2 separate regions of the Homo sapiens genome follow, and region 1 is linked to region 2. The links are chromatin loops, found by intact Hi-C in ENCODE. Cell type or tissue: PC-3. All regions are shown on one strand. Links, peaks and the distances in the headings refer to the core of each region. The heading gives the core; the rest is flanking DNA. Region 1 has its middle 270 kb from the start of FGF13-AS1. Region 2 has its middle 210 kb from the start of FGF13-AS1.

Region 1 (12,923 bases), core at 3,208-11,207, 51 kb before region 2:
TTTTTGTATTTTTAGTAAAGATGAGGTTTTGCCATGTTGGCCAGACTGATCTCAAACTCCTGGGCTCAAGTGATCTGCCCGCCTTGGCCTGCCAAAGTCCTGTGATTACAGGTGTGAGCCACTGTGCCCACCCTACCTTGCTTCTTCTTAAAAAACAAAGCAAAACAAAACCATAAACAAAATGCTGAGGTTTCTTCTAGCACTGGTCTTTATTGCTCACTAGTCAAAGCTCCTCATTTTTTGCAATTTTGGTAAGAATACTTACCATGAGACCTTTCTTTTTAAACACATTTTAAGTGCATTCTACTGTATTGATAACTATAGGCAAAATGTCGTATAACTATAGGCAAAATGTTAAACAGATCTCTAGAACTTAATCATCTTTCATAACTGAAACTTTATACCAGTCGAATGCTGAACACTATCCCATTGTACGTCTACACCAAGTTTTCTGTATTCATTCATTTATCAATGGGCATTTTGGTTGTTTCCATATCTTGGCTGTTGTGAATAATACTATAATGAACATGTGAATCCAAATATCTTTTCAAGATCCTGATTTTAATTCTTTTGTGTAAATACTCAAAAATGGTATTGCTAGATCATATGGTAGTTCTATTTTTAATTTTCTAAGGAACCTCAATACTGATTTCCATAGCAGCTGCCCCATTTTACGTTCCTACCAACAGTGTATATAGGTTCCAATTTCTCAGCATTCTCACTAACACCTGGTAGTTTTTGTTTTGTTTTGATAGTAGCCATCCTAACAGGTATGGGATGATCTCTCACTGTGGTCTTGATTTACATTTCCCCAGAAATAAACTCATATATATATATATATATAAGATCAACTTATCTTTGATAAGGGTGCCAAGAATACACAATGGGGAAAGAATAGCCTCTTCTATGAATGGTGCTGGAAATACTGGATAGCCACATGCAAAAGAATAAAATTAGACCCCGTCTCCCACCACTTGCAAAAATCAACTACAAAAAGAGTCTTAAATGTAAAATATGAAACTGTAAAACTCCCAGAAGATAACATGGGGAAAATGCCTCTTGACATTGATCTTGGCAATGATTTCTTAGATATTACACTAAAAGTACAGGCTACAAAAGCAGAAATAAACAAGTGGGATTGCATCGAAGTAAAAAGCATCTGTACAGCAAAGGAAATAATAGAGTGAAAAGGCAACGTACAGAATGAGAGAAAATATTTGCAAACTATATATCTGATACGAGGTTAATATCCAAAATATGTAGAGAACTCCTACAACTGAATAGCAAAAAACAAATATTGCCATTTAAAAATTGGTAAATTGCTTAAATAGACATTTCTCCAAAGAAAAAGACATACGAATGGCCAACAGGCATATGAAAAGATGTTCACCATCACTAATCAACAGGGAAAGGCAAATCAAATCCCATTTTAGAGATGGAGAAATTGAGGGTCAAAGAAGAATGTTATTTGCCCAAAGACTCTAAACTATCTGGTGGCAGAGCCTGGATGAGAACCTTGGCCTTCTGATTCCTTGGGCGTACTTTTCCCACTCCAGTTTGTGCTGATGACTGCTCTGCCACTAAATCATGTGTATTAAAGTTTCTCTTCTACCAGTCTGTGAGGGCATGGATTCTATCATATTTAGCTGAAATGATTATTTCTTCAGCCTTTCTTGTGCAACTTCCTCTATGAATCCCTGAGTCTGCATGCAGAAATGCGTTACTGAAATGCAGAAGCCGTTTTCCCCCACTAGTAATAATCTGTTCCTCATTCAAATACACACCTTCTGAGCTGGGGTTTTGTCCTCTTTTGTTTTCTTTAACATAGATGTGTCCTGACTATGTGGAGGGACTGGAAAAGGAAAATAACGTTTCACAGGAGAAGGGCTGAGAATATTGTTAAAGCACAGACAATGGTGGAGCTTGAAATCAGAGAAAAAAAATACAGTATAATGGCTCCCTGTCCCTTGTAGCATTCCATCTTTCAGCTCTCACCATATTCCAAGCACAACTACGTCCCTTAACAAAATCATATCCCTGAATCCTGATGATACCCAACAACTCAGATAAATTTCCCAGACCTGTTCCCAACCTCTCTCTGGTCACACCTGCATTCCTGACCTTAACGACCTTCTCCCAACCTTGATTATATCCTTCAACCATAAAAAGCCACTTGAGCTGAGGCCATTCTACCACATTAATCATGTCCTCCGCTGTTAGTTATACTTCTATCCTCATGCTCGCTAAAGTGGCCACACAGCAATAGTATTTAACACACCCTTTCTGACTCTTCTTCCAAGCCTTGTCAAACTGCTTGGCTCTGATCAGATGTCCAGTGTGATCCTTGATTCTGAACACCAACTGGTGACTGATTCTGGGAGCCAGATTAAGGCAGGCGGTAAGAGCAAAGGAATTGGATGAACCAAGAGATATGTGGGAGAGAGAGAGAAATAAGATGTGAGAAAAAGGGTAAGGGGACTGAGTATGAGAAGGGCTTCATGGCATGGCCACCAAGTCTAGAATTAAATGTCTTTTGCTTGTGGGTGGGTATTGAGAATGAGTTTAATAAGGTAGGCTGGTTCCCAATTTTTACCTCTCTGTGAACTGTGGTCCAAATGGGCTGGGCTGTTGGACTGTATCACCTGAGCCTGATGGAGCAGGCTGATTGAGCATTTTCTGGAACGCTGTGTGGGTGAATGATGATGTACAGAATATGTCCTATCCATCCTCATTTCTTCCCATTCACTCCTAGCATGTTGGTATATACCTGACATATCATGGTTGCTCAAAATAGGATCATTTCTTCAGAATAATTCTTGCATTCCTTAGTATGGCATATAGAGCCCTGATTCTCAACTGCCTCATTTCTCATCAGGATAACCCTCCTCCCTTGTGTTCGCATGTGTGTGTGTGTGTGTGTGTGTGTGTGTGTGTGTGTGTAAGCACACAATTTTGTTCCAGCTGTGTTTATCCAACGGGGCCAAGTTCTTTCACATCCTGTTGCCATTGTACCTGTTGTTTCTCTACCTAGAGTACCCTTTTCCTCTATTTTTTGCTCAGTCTTCCAGTCTTATCACAAGCACTACTTTGTCCAAAAAGCTTTTCTTATTGGCCCTAGAATCTCCTCAGATGTCCCTTTTCTGTGTTCTCATAGCATTCCACTCTTAAGGCATCATTGCCATAAGAATGAAATAAACAAAACTTGACAGTTTTGTTTCTGATTTCATCCCATATTGAACCATGAGCTTGTAGAGGGCAGGGACTGCATCTTATTTGTATTTTTCTACTCCTAGTGCTTAACCCAAGGCCTTGTACATATTAGGATTTCAATGTATGTTTCCTAATATGTGAATGGAAACCTTCCTCCTATTTATCTTCTCTGTTCTATTTGACTTTTTTGTTCACTTTCATTTTTTTGTCTGTAAACTGAATACATACATTAAGAAGTCACCAAAATGAATGGGCATCTACAAGCAAACCCTATTCATTCTTATCATCCAGAAAACAACCTGTATTTCTCCTAAACACAAATTTCTTCTATGCTTTCCTTGCCATTAATGCAAAAAAAAAAAAAAAAAAAAAACCACACTTCTGGAAGCATCCATAGTGATGACGATCATTACTATTCTCTGTATTCTCTGAAGATTATTAGAATTTATCAAGCAGCTGTTTCATGGGAAGAGTGTTAGCAATTGTATTGCATTTTGTAGCTAATTGCAGGAACAAAGTGTCAACTAATGCAAAATTTGGTTTTTAAAAGAAAACATTCTCTCCCTAATCAAGTCCTCATGGTAAAGACAACATGAAATTATTATTGATCATCACTCATGAGCCAGGAGAGAGATGAAGTAGTATATTCTTTTTGATTTCTACTTAAGAATTTGAAAGGTAGGATGCTACATGTTTCAAGGAGATTTGCAGAATCCAGTAATACAAATTCTGAAGACTGAAAATCAGGTAAGGTTTGGCTCGGGGATTAAAAGGAATGGGTAAAAAGTGCTTCTGAACATTAGAGAAGCCCAGACTGATAGAGATGGACAGACTTTTCAGAATATCTATTTTGGTGATCCTCAATTTCTCTTTTTGCTTATATCCCCTCTAAAAGGAAAAAAAACATTTTGAAAAACTACATAACTGTTCATACATCTTTATATTGAGATATATGTATATACATTTTAATCATGAGTTTAAATGGTTATGAAGGAAATAACTTTCAGCATATTGCATATTGATTATACATTTTAAGTACATTTTTATCACAGCCTTGGCATTACTCAATTAACTCATTCAGTTTATGGGAAATGTCTGCCATGTAACCTCAATAGTGAAACCAGTCCTCATTGTCAAACCAGCCTGCCAACTCAGACTGGCTTTCTGTTTGAAAGAGTCTGATTTCATTATATTCCCCTGTGACAAGCATCTCGCTACTGAATTCTAACATAAAGATAGGTAGCTAAGGTACAGAGCCTTGCCATGGTTTGTCACTTGGATGAGATAAAGGCACTGCCTCATCAATATTTCTTACCCAAACACTCTGCTTTGCTCTCCAGGGACTCTTTTTCAGGAGTCTCTGTGTCCTTGAATCCCTTCTTTGTTGTTTGGTACCCCAGAGGATCTTGCCCTCTGGTACAATGCTCCATACTAAAATTCAGGATGAGAAGTATGTCTGTCTCTCTTTTGTCAAATGGGAAAAAGGTCATTGTGGAAATTGAAATGGAAAAAAAAAGGAATATACAAATGGTAGGAAGATATACCAGGCTACTCACTCTTTGGAAAGTCAGATAACCAAATTTGCCTGCACATTGTTTACATGTACCCTAAAACTTAAAGTATAATAATAATATAAAAAAAAAAAGAAAATCTCTGATCTTATCTACTCCTCCCTTATTTTGTTGTTGGGCCAACTGATACCTCGAAAAAAGAATGGACTAATCCCAGGTACCAATGCTTGTTAACCAGTGGCAAAGCCAGTACTGGAATATAGGTATTTTCATTTCCCAACTAATGTGCTTCCTGCCTCATGGTGTCTCCTTAATCTGTCCTATATTCAAACGATTGTAATTTCTTTATCCAGTCACAGTGGGGTTTTTCTCATAGAAGAGGTCTGACCTTTACATTTCTTTACAGGGAGGTGTGTGTACATAGAGAATGCCAAGATGGTAGTTGTTTGTTTGTATGTTCTCTTACATTACTTGCAGTTGAAGCAGGTAAGGTGACTACTTAACAAGTCTTCATTCAAAAACCTGTAATTTGAGAAGCTTGCTCCATATTAGTGGAAAATGCACTTTTCATCATGGGGCCTAAATCTCTTGATGCTTATCATTTTTTTTGGAATAGTTTACTATTTACTTAATTTTGCTATTTTTGTAGATTTAGTTGTAAGGTCTCAAAGTACATAACTCTGTTTTTTACTCCATTATCTCAAAATCCTGTAAAACATTCAGTAATTTGGTCAAACTGCCTCAGTTCAGATATTGATCTGCCACCTGCTAGCAGTATGACTTTGGAGGCAGTGTTAACCTCTTGTTACTTCAGTTTCCCCCTCTGTAAAATGAGTTGTGATGATTGAATATATTATATAAATCTAATGCTTTGAAGTACCTGGTACAAACATAATAAGTCTTCAGTAAATGTTAACTATTGTTATCATCATTGTTGATTGAAACCATCAAGTAATCTAACATTAAGAACACCAGGGGCCGGGCGCGGTGGCTCGCGCCTGTAATCCCAGCACTTTGGGAGGCCGCGGCGGGCGGATCACGAGGTCAGGAGATCGAGACCATCTTGGCTAACACGGTGAAACCCCGTCTCTACTAAAAATACAAAAAATTAGCCAGGCGTGGTGGAGGGCGCCTGTGATCCCAGCTACTCGGGAGGCTGAGGCAGGAGAATGGCGTGAACCCGGGAGGTGGAGCTTGCAGTGAGCCGAGATCGCGCCACTGCACTCCAGCCTGGGCGACAGAGCGAGACTCCATCTCAAAAAAAAAAAAAACCAGGGCAGCTAGCCCATAGAGATTAAACAGGTTGGAAAGTAGATTAAATTTACACAGAGGCAAGTTATGAGGCAGAGAGAACAGACCTGCAGAAGGAAGTGGCCTGGCAGTGTTATGGACGGTCCATCAAGTCATGTCTGAAATAATGGTTTAGAACAATGCTGTCCACTGGAGCTTTCTACAATGATAGAAATGTTCTACATCCACACTTTCTGCTATGATAGCTGCTATTTGATATGATAGCCAGTTGTCACATATGGCTCTTGAGCACTTGAAATCCGGCTAATCTGAATAAAAAATGGAGTTTTTCATCGTATTTGATATTAATTAATGTACAGTTAAATTTATATGACGACATATAGTTAGTGGCTAACATTTTGGCCAGCACAGATCCAAGACTTCAGCTTTGCTTTTGTCAATTACCTTAAATCTTTGAATAGTAAACCAGCTTAAATAATTCATGAGAACAGTGACGGTAAGACTGTCTCTTCCAGCTCTGTCCATCTCTTTGTTACTCCTTCATCTCTTTTTCTCTAGCTCTGCTCCCATTTCTCACACTTCATCTGTGGTATCCTCCTTCATTACTCCATGTTTCTTTAAAGCCAGGCTCCTCAGCCAAATATATTTTGATACCTGTGCATGTATAGGTATGTTCTTACCAATTAAGGTCAGATATTCATGAGCAAGTATATGAAGACACTTATGGTGCAAAGGCCAATTTCTTAGGAATGGAATGTGATTGTGAGGAAGTTGCAAGCTGTGGCAAAAAGAAACCTTTTCCCACATTATTTTCATGTGAGGAATTACTGTCCATCAAGTTAGTATTGATTCCACTCACCTATTAAGTAGTAGATCATAGGCAAGATCATTTAAGATTTTGTAGACTGATGGCAAAAGCTCCCACTATTTACCAGAGCTATATAAAGATGACATTTCAATGCCTTCCTCATGTTATAACACACTATATTTTGAAAGCTTAAATAGTCCTTTAAGGGAAAGAGAAACACTTAATATACGTCAAGAAAACGAATTGCATTTAATGTGAAGAAGTACCGGCCAGACCACATGAAGTGAGCATCACTCATGTTGCTATCCAGGCACTGCTTTGGGCCAGTGTTCATCATGTGAACAAAGTTTCTGGACCTTCCAAAACTACCCTTCTCTACATTCCTAATATTCAGATTCAAAGAGTTCATTGTTAGTATTTTGATTATCTTAAATGTGCACTGAGTCATAGTTAATATCTTAAATGACTTGAACATTTGCTATTCTAACAGAGGCTAGTTTATAGAGCACTGTAAAACCTCTTTTTATTTATGGAATGCATCCATATTAAAATTATAACTTCAGCAGCTTTCTGTGGAGAAAATGGTGACTCTGACCTTTTATTCCATCTGACCACTGAGAAAAGGACTATAATTTCAACAATCAAATCTCAAATGTGTTATTGTGCCTATTTTCTTTTTGTAAAATGTCATTCCATCTATCATGCTAACAGCTCACCTTAATCCATTTTCAATGGGCTTTTTTGCAGAAAATTTGCACAAATATTTTAAAATTTCTCTATTTCAATAGCTTTTGGGGTACAAATGGTTTTTGGTTACATGGGTGAATTTTATAGTGGTGAAGTCTGAAACTTTAGTGCCCCCATCACCTGAGTAGTGTACATTGTACCCAATATATCATTTTTTATCTCTTGTCCCCCTTTTACCATCCCCCTTCTGAGTCTTTATAGCTCATTATATTGCTCTGTATGCCTTTGTATGCTCATAACTTAGTTTTAACTTATAAGCAAGAACATATGGTATTTGGTTTTCCATTCCTGAGTTACTTCACTTAGAATAATGGCCTCCAGCTCCATCCAAGTTGCTGCCAAAGACATTATTCTGTTCCTTTTTTATGGCTGAGTAGTATTCCATGGTGTATATATACTACATTTTCTTTATCCACTCATTGGTTGATGGACACGTAGGTTTGTTGTATGTCTTTGCAATTCACAATTTTTAAAAAATATTCTTTAAAATAGAGCTGTTGAAAGCTCTCACATGTTTCCAGCGTAAACGTATTTATTAACAATGATTTATTTGAAAGGTCAGAGGAATGTGAGCCTTGTTTCCGGTGGTCACAAGGGGCCAGGAGCATTCCCGAGTCCAGCGCATAACAAAAGTAATGCAGTGTCAGAAGACCAGACTGAAAACAGCAGTTGTCAATGAATGGACACTAATGCAATTCAGATTTTTAATTTGTTTTTCTATTAAGAGAAAGTGAGAAGTGTCCAATGAACAGTGGCTCAAAATCTAATACGCTTGGTCTTAGGCAACTCCCTCAAGCTCCATTTCCTATATAGGCCAAACTGCCACCTTCCCAGTATATTCACATTGCTGCCAGCTTAGGCTTCCTAAAACACAACATAGTGACCTTGAACTCTGATAATCTCAAACCTTCCATATTCATCAAAGTCCTTCACAATTTGCTCTTACCCTCATTCTCAACATTGCTTTTATTTTGTTCCCCTGCAGCCCCAGTGAACTGCTCTCAGTCCTGATGTCATTCCCCACACTTTTTTGCCATCTTTTGCTCACACCATTCTTCCTCCAAGGCCCTTTCTTTCCTCTGGATCTGTGACAAAAGAACTACCCATTCTTCTAATTGAAGTTCAAATCCTATCTACTCCAAGGAACCTTCTTAGAGCCCCCAGTAATACTGAAGGCCTTTCTTCTTCTTTTTTTTTTTTATTATACTTTAAGTTCTAGGGTACATGTGCACAACGTGCAGGTTTGTTACATATGTATACATGTTCCAAATGTCCATCAATGATAGACTGGATTAAGGCCTTTCTTCTTTACAGTTCTCTGGTTCTCTAACACTCTGGTGTAGTAGAAGAGCTGGGAATCAGAAATCCTGAGTTTGGATTCCAGTTCTGCCATTTTCTATGTACATGATCTTGGACAAGATAGTCAACCTCACTTTCTGAGCCTGTGCCATCAACTGGAAAATGGAGATAATAATGCCTTTCCTGCACATGTCACAGGCTTGCTGTGAAACTCAAAGGAGATAATGCATGTGAAAGCTTTCTATATACAGTGAAGTGCCATGCACATGGGGAGTATTATTGCTTTCATTATTGTTTTTCCATTGAAAAATCAGCCAAGGCTGCTTGAAGCAATTTGCTTGAATGGCACAGAAGGATGAAGTTTGTCAGTCAGTCCCTGAGCACAACCATCAAAGTGTCCCAGAAACTTCAGTATTTCAGCCTCCAAACTTTACTCTCCAGACTGCCTCTGGCACCACAAAAGAAATTGAAATCCTCAGTCTCACTATGTGTTCTGATTTAGGGTTTAAAAATTAGGGTGCCTGTAATTACAGCACTTGATTGCACTAGATATGAGTTTCATGAAAACAGGTACCGCATATGATTCATCTCTGTGTCTTCTCCATTGCTTAGCACCATGCTGATGCCAATCCATAGAATATGCTAATTCTCACAGTCTCCTTTACTGAGCTGTGATGAATGTAAGTATCTACGGATGTAATATATGTAACTGAAATCCTAGTTGTTAGATTACAAAACACGTATTGTGCCCATTTGATATGCTGTTAGACTTTTTCTCTTTCCTTTCTTTTCCTATGGAGTTGAATTCTCCTAACTTTCTTTAAATATTCAAGAATAGAAGACTTAGAACCAGAAAGAGGAGATAATGATTCAGTGAAAAGGCTGTTGAAAGGTAACAATCAGGTCACATAGTAGCTACTTGGCTGAACTGTAGAGATGAGTCTTCTGCAGGGTGGCAGTCTTGCCTGAGCCCTTGTTTCCAGGGTCAGGGGATCCTTGTAGGCTGTATTATAAAATGAATAAAATCACACCAGCCAGAGAGCTCCACTATATTTCCTGCTTATATCCTTTTAATCAACTCCTCATGTACCAAGCACCCAATAGTGAAGAGTCACAGGTAACCCAGTTCTGTTAACATTATAGTTTCCTTAGTTTCCTTTATTTTCCCCAAATTTGCTCTGTTCCTTATTATCCAATTCTGCATTCACCTGACTCCTGGCCTCTGACCCCTTGTCTTATTTTGTTTTCTGCTGCTATAACAGAATGCTGCAGACTGGGTAATTTATAAACAATAGCAATATATTTATTAGAGTTTTCTGTGCTGGGAAGTCCAAGGGCATGGTTATGTCATTTGGTAAGGGCCTTTTTGGTGTATCACAACATGGCAGAGGACATTACATGTTGAGAGGTCAAGAGTGCTTCAACTCAGATCTCTCTTCTTCTTATAAAGCTACCAGTCATATCATGGGGGCTCCACCCTGATGACCTTATCTAATCCTAATTGCCTCCCAACTATATACTGCCTACAAGAGACTCAAGTTCGCCTGTAAGAACATGCGTAGACTGAAAGTAAAGGAAGGAGAAAAGATATTTTTTGCAAATAGAAAACAAAATAGAACATGAGTAGCTAAACTCATATGATACAAGATAAACTTTAAGTCAAAAACTGTGAAAAGAGACCAGGAAGGCAATTATATAATGATAAAGGGGAATACAGAAAGAAGATACAATAATTGCAAATATACATGCACCCAACATCAGAGCATCAAACTGTATCAAGCAAAAATTAATAGACCTAAAAGGGAAGATAGACTGCAATATAATAGTAAGGGACTTAAACACCTCACTTTCAGCGATGGATAGATCATCTAGACAGAAAATCAACAAACAAACATTAGAGTTAAACCACATTCCAGATTAAATGGACCTAACAGACATTTACAGAACATTCTATTTAACAGCACCAGAATATACATTCTTAACAGCACAGGGAACATTCTCCAGGATAGGTCATATATTAGGCTGCCAAGCAAGTTTTAAAAATATTTTAAAAAACCAAAATCATATTAACTATATTTTCTGACCACAATGGAATGAAATTAGAAATCAATAACAGGAGAAGCTCTGGAAATTGTACAAATACATAGAAATTAAACAACATATTCCTGAACAACCAATGAGTCAATGAAGAAATTTAAATATTTCTTGAGACAAATGAAAATGGAAACACAACATACAAAAGCCTATGGAATACAGCAAAGGCAGCTCCAAGAGAGAATTTTATAGCAATAAATGCTTGCATTAAAAAGTAGAAATATTTGAAGTAAACAGCCTAACATTACACCTCAAGGAGCTAGAGAAACAAAAGCAAACTAAACCCAAAATGAGTAGAAGAAAAGAAATACTAAATATCAAAGCAAAACTAACAAAAAGGTCCTAAATAAATTATAAAGCTCAACAAAATTAAGAGCTTTTTGAAAAACTAAACAAAACTGACAAGGCTTCTACCTAGAAAAAAAAAATAATGAAGTAAATTATTCAGGATCTATAAGAAACTCAACTCAATAGCAAAAATAAAACTTGATTTAAAAAGTGGACAAAAGATCTAAATAGACTTTCTCAAAAGAAGACATACAAGTGGCTAGCAGGCATTTAAAAAAATGCTCGATATCGCTAATCATCACGTAAATGCAAATCAAAACTACAATGAAATATCATCTCACGCCCATTAAAATGGCTATTATGAAAAAGACAAAAAATAAAAAATGATGGTGAGGGCCCGGCACGGTGGCTCACACCTGTAATCCCAGCACTTTGGGAGGCTGAGGCAGGTGGATTGCGAGGTCAGGAGATCGAGACCATCCTGGCTAACATGGTGAAACCCCGTGTGTACTAAAAATACGAAAAAATTAGCCGGGCATGGTGGCCGGCGCCTGTAGTCCCAGCTACTCGGAAGGCTGAGGCAGGAGAATGGCGTGAACCCGGGAGGCAGAGCTTGTAGTGAGCCGAGGTCGCGCCACTGCACTCCAGCCTGGGCGACAAAGCAAGACTCTGATTCAAAAAAAAAAAAAAAAAATTCTGGTGAAGATGTGTAGAAAGGGAAATCCTTATAAACTATTGGTCGTAATGTAAATTAGTATAAGTCAACAGTATGGAAACTTCTCAAAAAAAAAAAAATAGAACTACCATATGATCCAACAATCCCATGACTAGGTATATATCCAAAGGAATTGAAATAAGCACGTTGAAGAGATATCTGCACTCCCATGTTCATTGCAGCACTATTCACAATAGACAAGATATGGAATCCACTTAAATGTCCATCAATGGATGAATAGAGAAAAATGTGATATACACACACACACACACACACACAATAGAATACTAGTGAGCCATAAAAAGATAAAATTCTGTCATTTATGACATGGATGAACCTAGAGGACATTATGTTAAGTGAAATAAGCCAGGCGCAGAAGGGCAAATATGATGTGATCTCACTTACATGTGGAATCTAAAAAAATTGATCTCATAGAAGTAGAGAGTACAACAGTGGTTACCAAGACTTGGGTAACCACTACTGGGGAGAGGTTGATCGATGGGTATGAAGTTACAGTTAGAAGTAATAAAATGTTTGTGTTCTATTGCGCAGCAGAGTGCTCAGTGAACAATAATGTATTGTATACTTCAAAATAGCGGATTTTGAGTTCATACCACAAAGAAATCACCTGTTTGAGGTGATGAACATACTATTGACCCTGATTTGACTTTTACACAATATATATGTATGTATCAAAGCATCACACTGTACCCAATACACATGTACAATTATTATATGACAAATAAAAAGAAAATATACCTTAAAAATAAAACAAAAGTAAAAAGAAATCCCACACAATGAAAAAAGTATATTTGTTTACCATATGTCTGACAAGGGACTTATGAAAAACTATTACAACTCAATTAAAAAAGACAACCAAATTTTTAAATTGGAGAATCTGTAGACAGTTTTACATAAATATGTGCAATTATTATTTGTCCGTTAAAAACAAAATAAAACTGAAAAACAAAAACCCTAGCAATTATTAGCACTTACTATG
Region 2 (12,923 bases), core at 2,064-10,063:
TGGGGTTTCGTTTTAATGGCTCAGTAAACTGTGATCTGGTACAAAAGGATGGGATTAATGGGCTCTTTTGCTGCAAATGGTACTAAGCTCTTCCAGCTTTATACTCTGCACCTTTTATCTTCGTGGCGATATTTAAGCTTTTAAGGACGTTGCTGGGAGTGACGACTCCATTGGATCCAATCTCAGGAACAGTAAATGGCCTTCAACTCTTTTTAAAAAAGATGCATTGCAGGAGTGAACTGCTGCAAACTGCTGCAAACTCCATGGAGGAGTGACCTTTAAAATGGGGGGTGGGGGGATAGTTTGCTGCTGGCTTTTCATTCCCTGTAGCCACCTAAGCTGTTGGGGAATGGACATGGGAAACACACTAGCTAAAGGGCCCATTTGTTACAAACTGAGTTTTGGTCATTTTTTCTTATTTATATACTTATTTGTTTTTATCTGAGCACATAAATCTATATTTGAATGCTGCAAATCACCCTTTGTTACACTCTTCTTAGTAGACACATATGTATTTAGGGTACAGCTGAGTACAGTACATTTGAGGTTTTGCAAATGATAAATTCTGCCATCTCCATATTCTTGGATAAAACTAGAAATACACAGGCTTTTGTATACGAACAGCAGAAGCTGATGACTCTATTCACATATAGCTATGTTGGATATGTTGGAGGCCTGGAGCAATTTGGCCACAGAGAGTTGTTTTTAGGATTGGAAGAACACTCAGCCCCCAAACTAGATAATGTGACATGTTCTATTTTTAATGAGTTTATTTTCTTGTTTCAGCTTGGAGGTGTTAGTTCATCGTTTTGATTCTTGACAAAAGGATTCTGCTTAGACTCTCAGCTCCCTGGTGGGTTGGAGTTTCACAAAAACATCTGCGCTAAAGCAAAGGGGATTCATACTATCCTAGACAGTGTTCACTTGAAGGTTTCCCAGAAGCATCTGTAGCTGGAAGAGTCCCTGTCAGTCTCTACTCCCTAGCTGTAGATGGGCCCACAGCCCTGCTGCCTAGGGAAAAGTTGACAGTTATTAAAAAAAAAAAACAGCCCTTTTCTGTCATATTCACTTCAGTAAAGGACCAAGTCTGCTATTGCAAATGGGCTGTATCCAGTGCACAGGTATTCTGGTATCTCCTACAGCACATAGTCACTATTGCTAAACATTTTGGGTAGTTAGAGTCAGTAGTCCCAAAGATTGGCCATAAGGGCCAAATAAGATTGGAATTCTGATTATGGTAGAAAATCCTTTTTAATGTATTATAATTCATAAGAAATAGACTTCAGAAGAGAATTGATTTCAGAGCTGTATTCCTGCTCATTTCTTCCATCCTTTCTGTTCATTTTTCATTTCCTACAGACAATCAATTAGTAAATGTAGGATACGTGTGTACCTCAGTGACCCAAGTTGCTAGGGATACATCAAGTGCTTCAGCCCATAGCAGCCAAGGGAGGTTTGGGGTGTCTCTACAGCTCTTGACTTTTCAACTTCAATTATAAATCCATTTGGTCAAGTTGTGGTTTGAACTGTGTGTGTCCCCTGTGATGCACTTTTGGTAAACAGCTGCAGTACAGAAGCAGCTGGGCTTATTTGTTACCATCTCTACTAAGCCGCCATATAACTGCATGGGGACGGTGATACAGCAAGTGAAAACGGGTAGAGTTTTACAGCATAGGGTCTTAGATTCATGATGAGAAATGACACTGAACAAATGACTATTTTTGACTTTAAATAGAAGAGATTAAAAGACTTTCAGATCTGTTCTCCTAGGTTTTTGTTCATACATCTTCATTTTTGCGATTTCTCCGGATTTGGAGTCTGTTTTGAAGGGGAAAGTTGGCCCATCCAGAAAGCACCGGATCATATTTTCCATTCTGTATGCATTTTGCTATCTGCCTTGTTTATGTGAACATTAAAATAAATAAAACCTTACAATCTAAACTTTGCTTTTACTAAATAAATGAACACAGCAGTTATTAATTGAATTCAGTCAGCTTTCAAATAGAATCATTACTTTATTACAGTATAAACACAGTGGAAAGAAATCAGACACCCTAGCACAGTGCATGTTTTGCTAGGAATTTAACAAATATGTTGGCCTCAATGTGAACAAGTTATATATTTTTTTCAGACTTGAGGCTTGTTAACTCTTTCAGGCCACTTGCTGCTAGGCAACCAATACCCTGCTGGCTTGAGTCCATGGTTTTAAAAATTATCAGTTTCCTGCCAGACTGACTTGAGGACTTTTGAAAAAGTAAATTTTGAATGCATGCTGCGCTTTTTAGGCAAATCTTTATTAAATGTCTTCTCTGGCAAAGATAGTACTAGAAATATACTGAGAAGTGGGAGAAAGGGTGGCCCCTTCCTTCCAAGATTTTATAATCTTTTGATATCAAGCACACACACACACACACACACACACACACACACACACACACACACACAGCTAAGGCAGTTCACAACAATGGACCAGGGTGAATGCTGTGGACTGCAGTTGCTCTAGAGTAATACAGGGAAAGGATGTCTTATCTGTGGACTCATGCAGCCAACAAAGGAGCTGTGGAAAAAATAGAGGAGTTTGAACTGGACTAAGTAGAAATGGGGGTATATTTTAGGCACAAGGGACAGGGATTCAGGATGCTGTCAAAGTGAGGCAAATAGTTGTTGAGGGCCTCTTATTTGCTAAGTGCTAGGGACAGAGTGAGGAATGAGCCAGGCATCATCTGGCCTTTAATGGAGCTTTTTAGTATGAACACAATTATTTTCATTCTTTTTTACTGGCTAACTTATGTGCAAATTTCTGTAAGTAAGTTGAGAACCCATTTGAACTGCTCAAATAAAAAAAGGAGATTATATTGGAAGAGTCCATGATTACAGCCTGCCCCTAGATCTTGTGGTAGGATTCAACAACTGAAAGTTTGAGAACCCAAGATTACTTGTTTCATCATCTTGGGTCATATAAACTTTTGTTGCTGCTTCAAAGACCACTTCAAGCTTATCTCTTCTCCACACTAAACACACACACACAGAGAGACACACACACACACACACACACACACACACAGAGTTTTCCTCTTCTGCTTTCACACACTTGTAGTCACATCAGCTTCCACTTTAAAACTACTTCCTAGTTTGAGGATCCAACAGAGATTGACTTGAATTCCTGTGTCCTGATGCCAAAGTCACCCAGCTTTGGTCAGTTGTCCATTCTTATCCAATCAGTGATGCCTATTTGGGCAAGTTGTATGACTTTGAGAAGAGAACAAGAGAAATAAATGATTGTCATTTCAAGTACAGTCAGTCATTGTTGAGAGAAAGAGCAAATCCCAAGCAGGGGCTTAATATCTGACCTGAACACATGTGTTTGGTAAACAGTAGTGAGACTTGTATCACTGAAAACCAGGCTTTCCATGGAGGGGCATGGTGAGAATGAAAACTGGAAAGATATGGTGGGTCTATATTTTAGGACGTCATTTTAAGTGTGGAAAAGGGAAGTCTTCATGTCTCATTGATATTGAGGCACATTCTGACTGGCTAAGTTGCAGAGAAACTGTAGACAAAATTCTTGTCATCAGTGAGGAGGTGTGGGACTGGAGTGAGCATTTTCTAAGATTGTTTCCCAGCCTATAGTTATTTGGTTTGAGGCTCCTGCAGATTCCTTTCTGAGAGGAACTTTGTTTATTACTCTTTTGCTGTAGGGATTATGCTGCCCTCTGGGGATTGGGAGATTCCTGGGATGTGAGGGCACCCCTGGGTGGGGTCTTTTTCTTTCTGAGAGCACCGCGATAACATCTTCCTGCAAGAGGAGTGTGTCCCTCAAAGGCCGAAATGGAAAAGATTCAAAAATCTCTAACTCTCACCTCTCTAGATATAATGCAATACACATATAGAATATACATGCCCTTTTTCTTGGAGAAAATTTCCAAAAATAAGATATATATTTTTGTGTAATGCCTATTGCTTACTTTAAAATATTTAAATTATTTAATTTTAAAATTTATAAATTATGTATTTATTAAAATTTAATATATAAATTAAAATATTTGCTCAGTCTGGAGGATTCAGGAAAGCACACAAATTTGGCATATTACAAAGTACATGTAACCCTAAACATCCAAAGAAGATCAAATTGGTATTTTATTGTATTCTTTTTCAATGTTTTATGCATGTATGTTATACAAAATAAAATGATTACAATACTATACATACAGTTTTGTATCCATTTTGTCTTAGTGAACATTTCTCCATGTCATTAAATATTCCTGGTAGCTATATAGTTTTACTGTAATATATTTTAATATTTACTAATTTAGGGGAATTTAATTGTCCTAAATAATTATTCCGATAAATAGCTTTATATGTAAATATTTGATCACATCTTTATTTCTTTAGTCCAGCTTTCAAGGCTTGAAATTATTAGGGAAAATGATGTGAAATTTTAAGGTCTTGTTATATAGTTCCAATTTATATAGACCCCCAGTCTATGGTAGCGGCTGACTACCTCATCCTTGCTGGTACTAAGTAATAGCATGGCTTGTAGTTTATATCAGCTTGGTAGGTGGAACGCTTCTCCATGGTAAAGACCATGGCATTTTCTCCTTTAATGGTGTTCAGCACATATCAGGCACACTATGCAAGTTTGTTAAATAAATCATAGTCAAAGGAGAAGGTGGTAAGATCTATTACGAAGACATGTTTTTTTGTTCTAAGTCTGTGGGGAATTCAAGAAGAAATTAGTTTAAGCTTGTGTAGGAGGATGCAGTAGAGAGGTGGGATTGAGAAGCGAAGGGCCAGTGAACAATGATACTGTTAAATGCATTGAAACTTCAAATAAGCAAATGGGGCCAAGGAGAGAAACTTGTTAAAAATGAAGTGTGGTCTATTTCATGGAGCACAGCATAGGTGACTGCAGAGTAGATCATGGATTGTTTCAATGTAAAAACCAGTGGGTTGAACCCTAGAGCCCAGTTGGATGGGTCTATGGATGGGTCTATGGAGCACAGTTGGATGGGCCTCCGACTAAGTGTGAACTGTGCAGGGAGATTAGGTTGTAACAATAAAAGTTACAGTTCTACATTCATTTATTCATTCTTTCATTCATCCATTTAACACATTGTTTTTGAATTTGGCCTGTTTCTGTAGTGACGATGGAGCTATGAAGATAGTACTAGAGCTTTCATTTGGGTGGTTTGTTCAAATGCGTTAGGTCGGTTGGTGCAAGGTTTGTACTCTGGCCCTAAATAAATCATCTTGGCTTTCTAAGAGGTGACTGAATAAGACTCACTTACTCTGCTCTGGCCATATAGGCTTAGTTGTTGTATTTTTGTTTTTGTTTTTCTTTCTTGAGACTGAGTCTTGCTTTGTCGCCCAGGCTGGAGTGCAGTGGCGTGATCTCAGCTCACTACAACCTCTGCCTCCCGGATTCAAGCAATTCTTTCTGCCTCAGCCTCCCAAGTAGCTGGGATTACAGGAGCCCGCCACACCACACCCTACTAATTTTTGTATTTTCAGTAGAAGTGGGGTTTTGCCACGTTGGCCAGGTTGGTCTTGAACTCCTGATCTCAAGGGATGTGCCCACCTCGGCCTCCCAAAGTGCTGGGATTACAGGTGTGAGCCACCGTGCCCAGCCCCTTGTTTTAAAAATATACTAGGCATGCTCCTACATTAGAGCCTTTGCACTGGTTGTTTGTTCAACATGGAATGGGCTTTTCTTAGATGTCTATTGGACCAAATCCTTCATCTCATTCAAGTCTTTGCTTATCGCTCACAATGTCAATGAGGCCCACATTGATCATCCTATTTAATACCACAACCTACCTCCCACTCTGGCACTCCTTGTTCTCCTTATTCTGCTCACATTTTTCTTTTTTCATCAAATTATACCATACTTTTAATTATGCTACATAATTTACTTATATGTTATGCTGATTGCATACTGTCTGTTTTCTCCCACTTCATGAAAGCAAGAATCTTTGTTTGGGTCATGCTGTGTCACTGAACCCTAAAGGAGTGTCTTAAACACAGTAGTGCATTATTATATTTTTGTGGAATGAATAACTCATCATGTGCTTGGCAGGCAACATTAAAGAGGATCTTCAGATTTTTCAGAAGAGCAAGGGAGAACTCCCCTCACCTGCTGAGCTGTTGGCTGTGGACTCCAGATCAAAGTCTGAGGAACCACTCACCTCCATTTCTTGGCAGTGGAGAGTGAGATCAACAAGAGAGATAGGAGAAAATCATGGGGAGACTTTGAGTTTAGAGGGTCCTGGGCAGCTCTCTCACAATAACAGTAAGGTAGGGAAGCATCTCAGAGCTCTTTATGCAAAGGCCCTCATCCAAAAATCGAGACCAGATTTCCATGACCATTGCTGTTGCTGTTCTTACTACATCTGAGCTCTTCCATGCCCTCTTTTCCCTTTGATCAGTGGTGTCAGAAAGCAGATGCATACTAACATTTACCAATTGTAGGACATGTCCCACAACGAAGCTCATTCTGCCTTCAACACCAGAGCAAGAGGGAATTATGGGAAGAATATTCACCAGGGTAGACTTTTGGGGAAGTGATGCTGAAGCCTCAGTATTAAAAACTTGGAGCAGTGGGGGATGTGGATGGGCTTTCTGAAAAAGTTTTGAATTTATTAGTGAACCTGTTACTCATCCCTTTTGGGGTGTGGGTAATGGAGTGGAGGGAGAGCCACAGCTGCTTTGTGCTGAGTCATACGCTTGTGTTTGTACTTTGCCTTGCATAGAGGAATCCAAGGTTGCTTCACAATGACTTGGTTAAAATTAGCACTGTCAGAGAGCTCCGTAAAGAGTCTTGTGAAAAGTCTTCCAAAATAAATCAACCTTCCTGTTGGGGTTGAGTCATCCCCTTCTTTCTTCAACTGGAAATGATTTTAATGGGAAGGTAAGCCAGTAAGATCTTTTTGGTTGCCGATTTTGAAGGTATCATTGTGATAACACAGGGTGGTAAGGCAGAAAGTGTCAGACAGTGGTAGGGGGTCAAATGTTGGCTGTGGCGTAACTTGCTGTGTGACCTTGCATGAGTATCATAACTTTTCAGAGTTTCAAGTGTCCCAAAAGTAAAAAGTGGGGCTACCAACATCTGCTTTGCCGAGAGACAATAGATGTGTAATTAAGTGGAGCAATGTATATGAAGCATACTTCTTGGCACATAAAGTCCCTCAACAAATGGGAACAGAAATGATATTGATCACTGCTTTCCACATATTCTTCAAACTAACATGTCTCAAAGCAAGCTTATCACTCTCTGCCCTGCTGTTTTCATTGAGACCTGCTGCTACTTGAATTCATTGTAGCTCTCAGGAAACCATCATTCACCCAGGCATATTGATATATTGATGGCTGATCACTTCTCAATTACCACTACCAGGACTTTAATTCTGCCCTTCACCACTTCATACATAGAATATTTTACCAGGTTTTTTTTTTTTTTTTTAACTTTCCCCCTACCTCAAACACCTGGGAGTTCACCTACTAGGGTGGTCCCTTGGTTAGGATGTCCCTTACGGTTTCCTTCCTATTCTGCTTACTGTGTGGCAGTTGAGTGAGCATAGCATACTACTGTATGTCATTCAGGGTTATGGACTCAGTTACTCAATTCTGCACCCCAACCCCTTGACACAGGGAAGCACAGTATAGGTGCTCTATAAAGACTGGCTAGAATTGAAGTATATGGGAAGCTGTGACCAAGACGTCCTAAAGGCATATTAAATAGTGGTTGTCACCATCTAAAATTACCTTATTTATTTCATTATTTGCATATCTATATGTCCTTGCTGCCTTCATTATTGTCCATTTTACTCCTGTATCATGTCACAAGAGGTAGATGTCCAGACAGCTCATCATTCCTCAAGTCATACCTCTAAGAGAGCAGGAACTGTATCTTTCCTATTCATGGTTATGTCTCCAGACCAGAGCCTGGTGCTTCTAGTGGCCATCTTTTCCAACTGTGGGAAAAACCTGTCTGACAATAGAGCCAACACAGAGAAAAGCAAAGCTGAGAGATGGAGAAAAAAGGCAGAGTGCTGCTGATATTGTTCAAACCATAAGATCCTGGCATGCCTGAAGTGAACATACCCCCTTGGACATCCCATATGTGAGCCAATAAATTCCCATCATTGCTAAAGCTAATTTGAGTGGGGTTTCTGCCATTTGCAATAAAAAGCAAACTGACTAATACATCCTCTCCTCAGTACCTCATAAAGCTTCATGAAAATCAAAAGGAACTTTCCATTTGCAACAAGTTATTCATTCTAGTATCAAAGTTTCAACATGGTTATCCTTTCCTGCCTTACTCAATTCAGGAATGCACCAATAATGATGCCACTAGAGAGAGATTTCCTTGGTAATGGGCTGAAGAGCACCTGATGTGGTGGTAAGGGTTGCTCCTTTAAATAAAGGAATAAGCATTTGAGCTAACACATGGATGATGAGAAGCAGCCATACATATGCTTATCTAGAGGAAAAGCATTCTAAGTAGAGGAAACAGCAAGCACAGAGGCCCAGAGACAGGAAAGAAGAAGCTGATTGTTGGTTTAAGAACTCCACAGAAGGTTCATGTGGCTGGATCTTTGTGAAAGAGGAGGAGACATATAGGAATGGAGAAGAAGCCAAGGGCCATGTGCACTTTTCAGGAGAATGCATGAATTCAAGATTGTCTGACTTGGGACAGGAGTCAAATGGGCGGCAACAAGGGCAGCAAAGAAGGCCTGCATTCATTCAGTGAAAATGCAGGGTGGCTTGCCTGGCACTGTTTCACGCAGTGTAGCTGTACAAGATGGTGTCTGCAGGGTTGTACCAGCAAATCAATTGCTGTACTACCAACCTAGAAAAGTCAGTGAATCATCCTTATATTTTGATCATATAGTTAAATATATTCCGTTTGATCCTTTAGTAAGTTAGTGGAGCTGAAAATAAATGGATTAGGTTGGAGAAATAAGTTAACCTCTCACATTCATCAGAGCTTAATTTAGTGATTGCCTCCTTATTGCCCTAGATGGGCCAGTAGTATGACCCATCTCACTGTGAGTACCTTACTCTGAGAATTTTGCTCAGTTTCCAAAAGGCAGCACCATAGATATGAACACACAATGTTAATAAGCTGGTATTATGAAGCACATCATACTGCAAAAATTCTGATGGTTTCATAGAATGTGAATATAGTAGATAGAAATGTATTTTTATTTCAAAGTCCTGGGACATTATGCTTGCAAAATACCTTGAAATCGTGTTTATTCTCTAGCATTCATAGCATCCCTAAATCATTAATATGCACATGTTCCAAATAAGGAAACTGTCTGTCATATAGGAATATTTTGTAATGCAATTTAATTCATCTCATTTCAACAAATATATATGGACTGTTTGATGTGGATTTATGGTGTTGAAAGTAGACTGCTTTTTGTAAGGAGAATGAATGGATGCAGGCTAGAGATGAAGCGGGGCATCTTACAAAGAAATGTTTCTAGTACCATGGGTTAAGTGAAATTCTACCATGAACTACGAAAGTGACAGTGGAAATGAGGAATAGGCAAATACAGATATTTAAAAGCAAAACCATCAGGGCTTGGTGACAGATTAGAGGTGAAGAAATAGAGAAGGACAGGAATCAAGTATATGTCTATGAAGTCAACTGGAAATATTGTGGTGTTCTTGATAGAAGTGGGAATTCTTGAGGAACTCTAGTTTGGGAAGATGATGTCTAGTGGACAATTGGAAGGCAGGCCTAGAGCTGAGCAGCAAATTAAGTCCTGAAGATGGACATTTTTAGATCACCCCCCTAAAGATGATGACTAAAGCTATGGAAATGGATAAGCTCATCCAGTAGGTCAATGTAGAGAGAGACTCCCCACAGATTGAGGCGTGCAGAGCCCTATGCAGGCCACCTTGACATAACTCACCATACCTTTCCCCATGAGTGTGATTGGCACCCTTGGGGCCATTTTGATTTCGGATATAAGCCTTGTGCTATAGAATAGGAAAATTTATGAAGACATTCAAATTCTGCCATTGAAAGCCAGTGTGGTATCTGGATAATGGACATGTTATTTTGAGAAAAAACATTGCTTACACTCAGGATATTAGTTAGAAATCCCCAATTTAGTTTCATTTTTTTTGTGTGAGAAAATATGGCAGTGGAAACATTTTCAGAAATGGGAAGTCATTTCTTAGAGAGATTTATTTGGAGCATAGCCAGTAGCAAAATCAGCTATTGACACCTTAAGCTACAGACTTAAGATGAAAAACAATGATAGAGAGGTCGTTTTTTTTGTTGTTGTTGTTTTGTTGTTTTTTTTTTTTTTTTTGAGTTCCATAAGGAGAACATGATTAGCCTATTCTTCTGATTGTTTTATGTTTGCGAGTTCTGTCTCCTCAGTTAATTTTCATCTTTTCTGAAGCATGGGTTCTACCTCATAATTTTTGGATCTCCCTGCAGTGCCTAGCACAGTGCAGAACTAGTGTATCACACACTCAGATATCTCTTGTGGAAAAAAATACATCACAACAAGTAGAATTACAAGGTTAGATTCAAAGGTCCTTGAAATGCAGTCAAGTCTGTTCTCACGCCTCTGTGCAGGATAGCAATCAAGCTGCCCCATAATATTGACTGTCTTCTTGTAAATCACAAGATATGTTTCTTAGGCTGAGGCAAAAAGGACAAGTAGAGAAACCATAGTTTCATGGGCTCTTTACAGCTGGAAGTCAGAAATACCACGAAAGTTGGAAGTAATAGTGACAGGAAAGGGTACATGTAGGACTCACACTAAGGAACTTGGTAGCATTTCTTATAATACCTATTCAATCAACATTGTCAGTAACACGGTCAGGGCTACATTGGAGTAAGAATTAATACTATTAAAAGAAATAATAAATATGCAAATAACCTGAAAAATATCCGTAGTATTTACCACCTGAATTCACACAGTGAAATGAAGCCTTTACACACTTTGGAGTTCACATTGCACAACTTCTGCATGGTGGTAGTGATGAGTGCATGAATGTTCTAACCCAATTCGTTTTCTATGACCTCTTAATTCCCTCTAGGAACTTTTGTGAAAAAAATGTCATGCTCAGTAGAGATTGCTTTTGATGTAAGTAATACTTAGTGGTTTGGTAGGTAAATATTAGCTAATTTTTGAGTGCTAACTATGTACCTGGCACCAGACTGAGACTTTTACATAGATTATTTTATTTAATGCTGATAATGGCCCTCTGAAGTAGGTTTTATCATTTGTATTTTTATAGATAAGAAAGTAAAGGCTTAGAGAGGCCATGTAATTTGTCTGAGGGTATACATGAAGTAAGTGGCAGAGCTAGTGGTCAGCTAAACCTAAAATCCATGCTCTTAAGAGAACTAGGCTAAACTGCTTACATAATATATTAACTACATTAAAATTGATACCAGTTCTTTTGTGCATAGTTGGCCGAGTTCATAGAGACTTGCCAAGAACTGTTGAAACCTTTATCTACAGAGATAAGGTAGACAGTAGAGAAGACCAGGAGCACTTGGACCATATTTCCCAGCAGTTACTCTCACCTCGCTCGTCCAGTCCTTTCTCTATCATTACAACATTGAACACTAGTAATACAACTCTGTGGCAGAGTTGATAGCACATCAGTTATCCCCATTTACCTTCTGTGTGATAGCATTTCATGGTATTATATGAAATTATCTAAAGGATGATATGATTTGATGTTGCTAAAGTGAAGAAAACCACCAAAGGTAGACTTGTTCTCATTTAAGAAAAAGCCTCCATAGGTTAACTTGAATAATCTTCAGCTTGTCTTGTGGGACCATGTCAAATTAATTTCAGCTGATGCTGTATAGGAAGGAACAACCTTTATCATCATCATTATCATAAATTCATACCAGTCATTATTCCATTCATAGTATATGCCAGGTGAGTTATGTTCATTATTTTAATCAATCTTACGAAAAAAACTCTCTAAAAACAGGGATTTTTATGCTGACTTCATAAAAGAGGAAATAGATACTCTGAGAGATTGACAGTCCCATGATCATATAGCTAATTAGTGACAGTCATATGATTTAAATGAGTTATGCTTGACTTCAAACCTGTTTTTTCTATTACTATTATTATTTAACTATGATCACAAAATAATTTAAACATACAGTGTTGGTGCAGAAATATTACCTACTCTCACTTGCCTGCTGACAAGATAAACAAATGTCATTTGGCCTACTTTGCCTCAAATCTACTCTCCCCTCTTCTTAATTTTTAAAAAATTTTTATTTTGAAATAACTATAAATTCACAGAAGATTGCAAACAAATACACAGAAAAGTCCTATACAACATTCCCCAGCCTCCTCCAGTATTAGCATATAACATAATTATAGTACAATATCAAAACCATTGGTAAAATCTTTAGAGCTTTCCCAGATTTCACCAGTTAAACATGAGCCCCTTTGTGTTTTTCTGTGTGTTGTTTTATGTAATTTTATCATATGTGTTGTCTCATGTAACCACCGTGACAGTTAACATACTCCACTATACAGAAGACTGTTCTGTGCTACTCCTTTACAGCCATATTCATCTCCTCTCTCTTCTCCCTAATCCCTGGCAACTAAGTTGTCCTACATATCTACAATTATTATTTCACAAGTACTAGATAAAAGAAATTATATAGTATGTAACCTTTTGAAATTGACCTTTTTAACTCAGCAACAATTTCCTTCAGATGTATCCAAGTTGTTGCATGCAGTTGTGTCGGTTTACCCATTGAAAGACGTTTGAATAATTTACAATTTACAAAATTTATTTATTTTTCTAGGATAAATGCCCAAGAGTGCAGTTGTTGAGTCGTATGATAAGTTCATATTTAGTTTTGAAAGGCACTGCCAAACTATTTTTCTGAGTTTTTGTACCATCTTCCTCTT

The links. Peaks named below come from ENCODE experiments on the same cell type or tissue, not always from the same donor. Only the 100,000 strongest peaks of a DNase experiment are listed, where the experiment ranks them.
Region 1: a loop joins it to region 2, with 2.8 times the contacts of the local background. A loop is called at or near these places in 3 of 110 quality-filtered maps.

Annotation. Positions count from the first base shown.
Region 1 is chrX:138,971,336-138,984,258 of GRCh38, reverse strand. It overlaps a transcript of FGF13 not described here. Among named protein-coding and RNA genes, the nearest start is that of FGF13-AS1, 270 kb to the right of the region's middle. In PC-3, for the core only: no CTCF peak of the experiment used is centred there; no DNase peak of the experiment used is centred there.
Region 2 is chrX:138,919,377-138,932,299 of GRCh38, reverse strand. It overlaps a transcript of FGF13 not described here. Among named protein-coding and RNA genes, the nearest start is that of FGF13-AS1, 210 kb to the right of the region's middle. RefSeq lists a cis regulatory region at 6,709-6,719 and an enhancer at 6,642-6,786. In PC-3, for the core only: no CTCF peak of the experiment used is centred there; a DNase peak (open chromatin) is centred at 6,749; H3K27ac peaks cover 1,656 bases.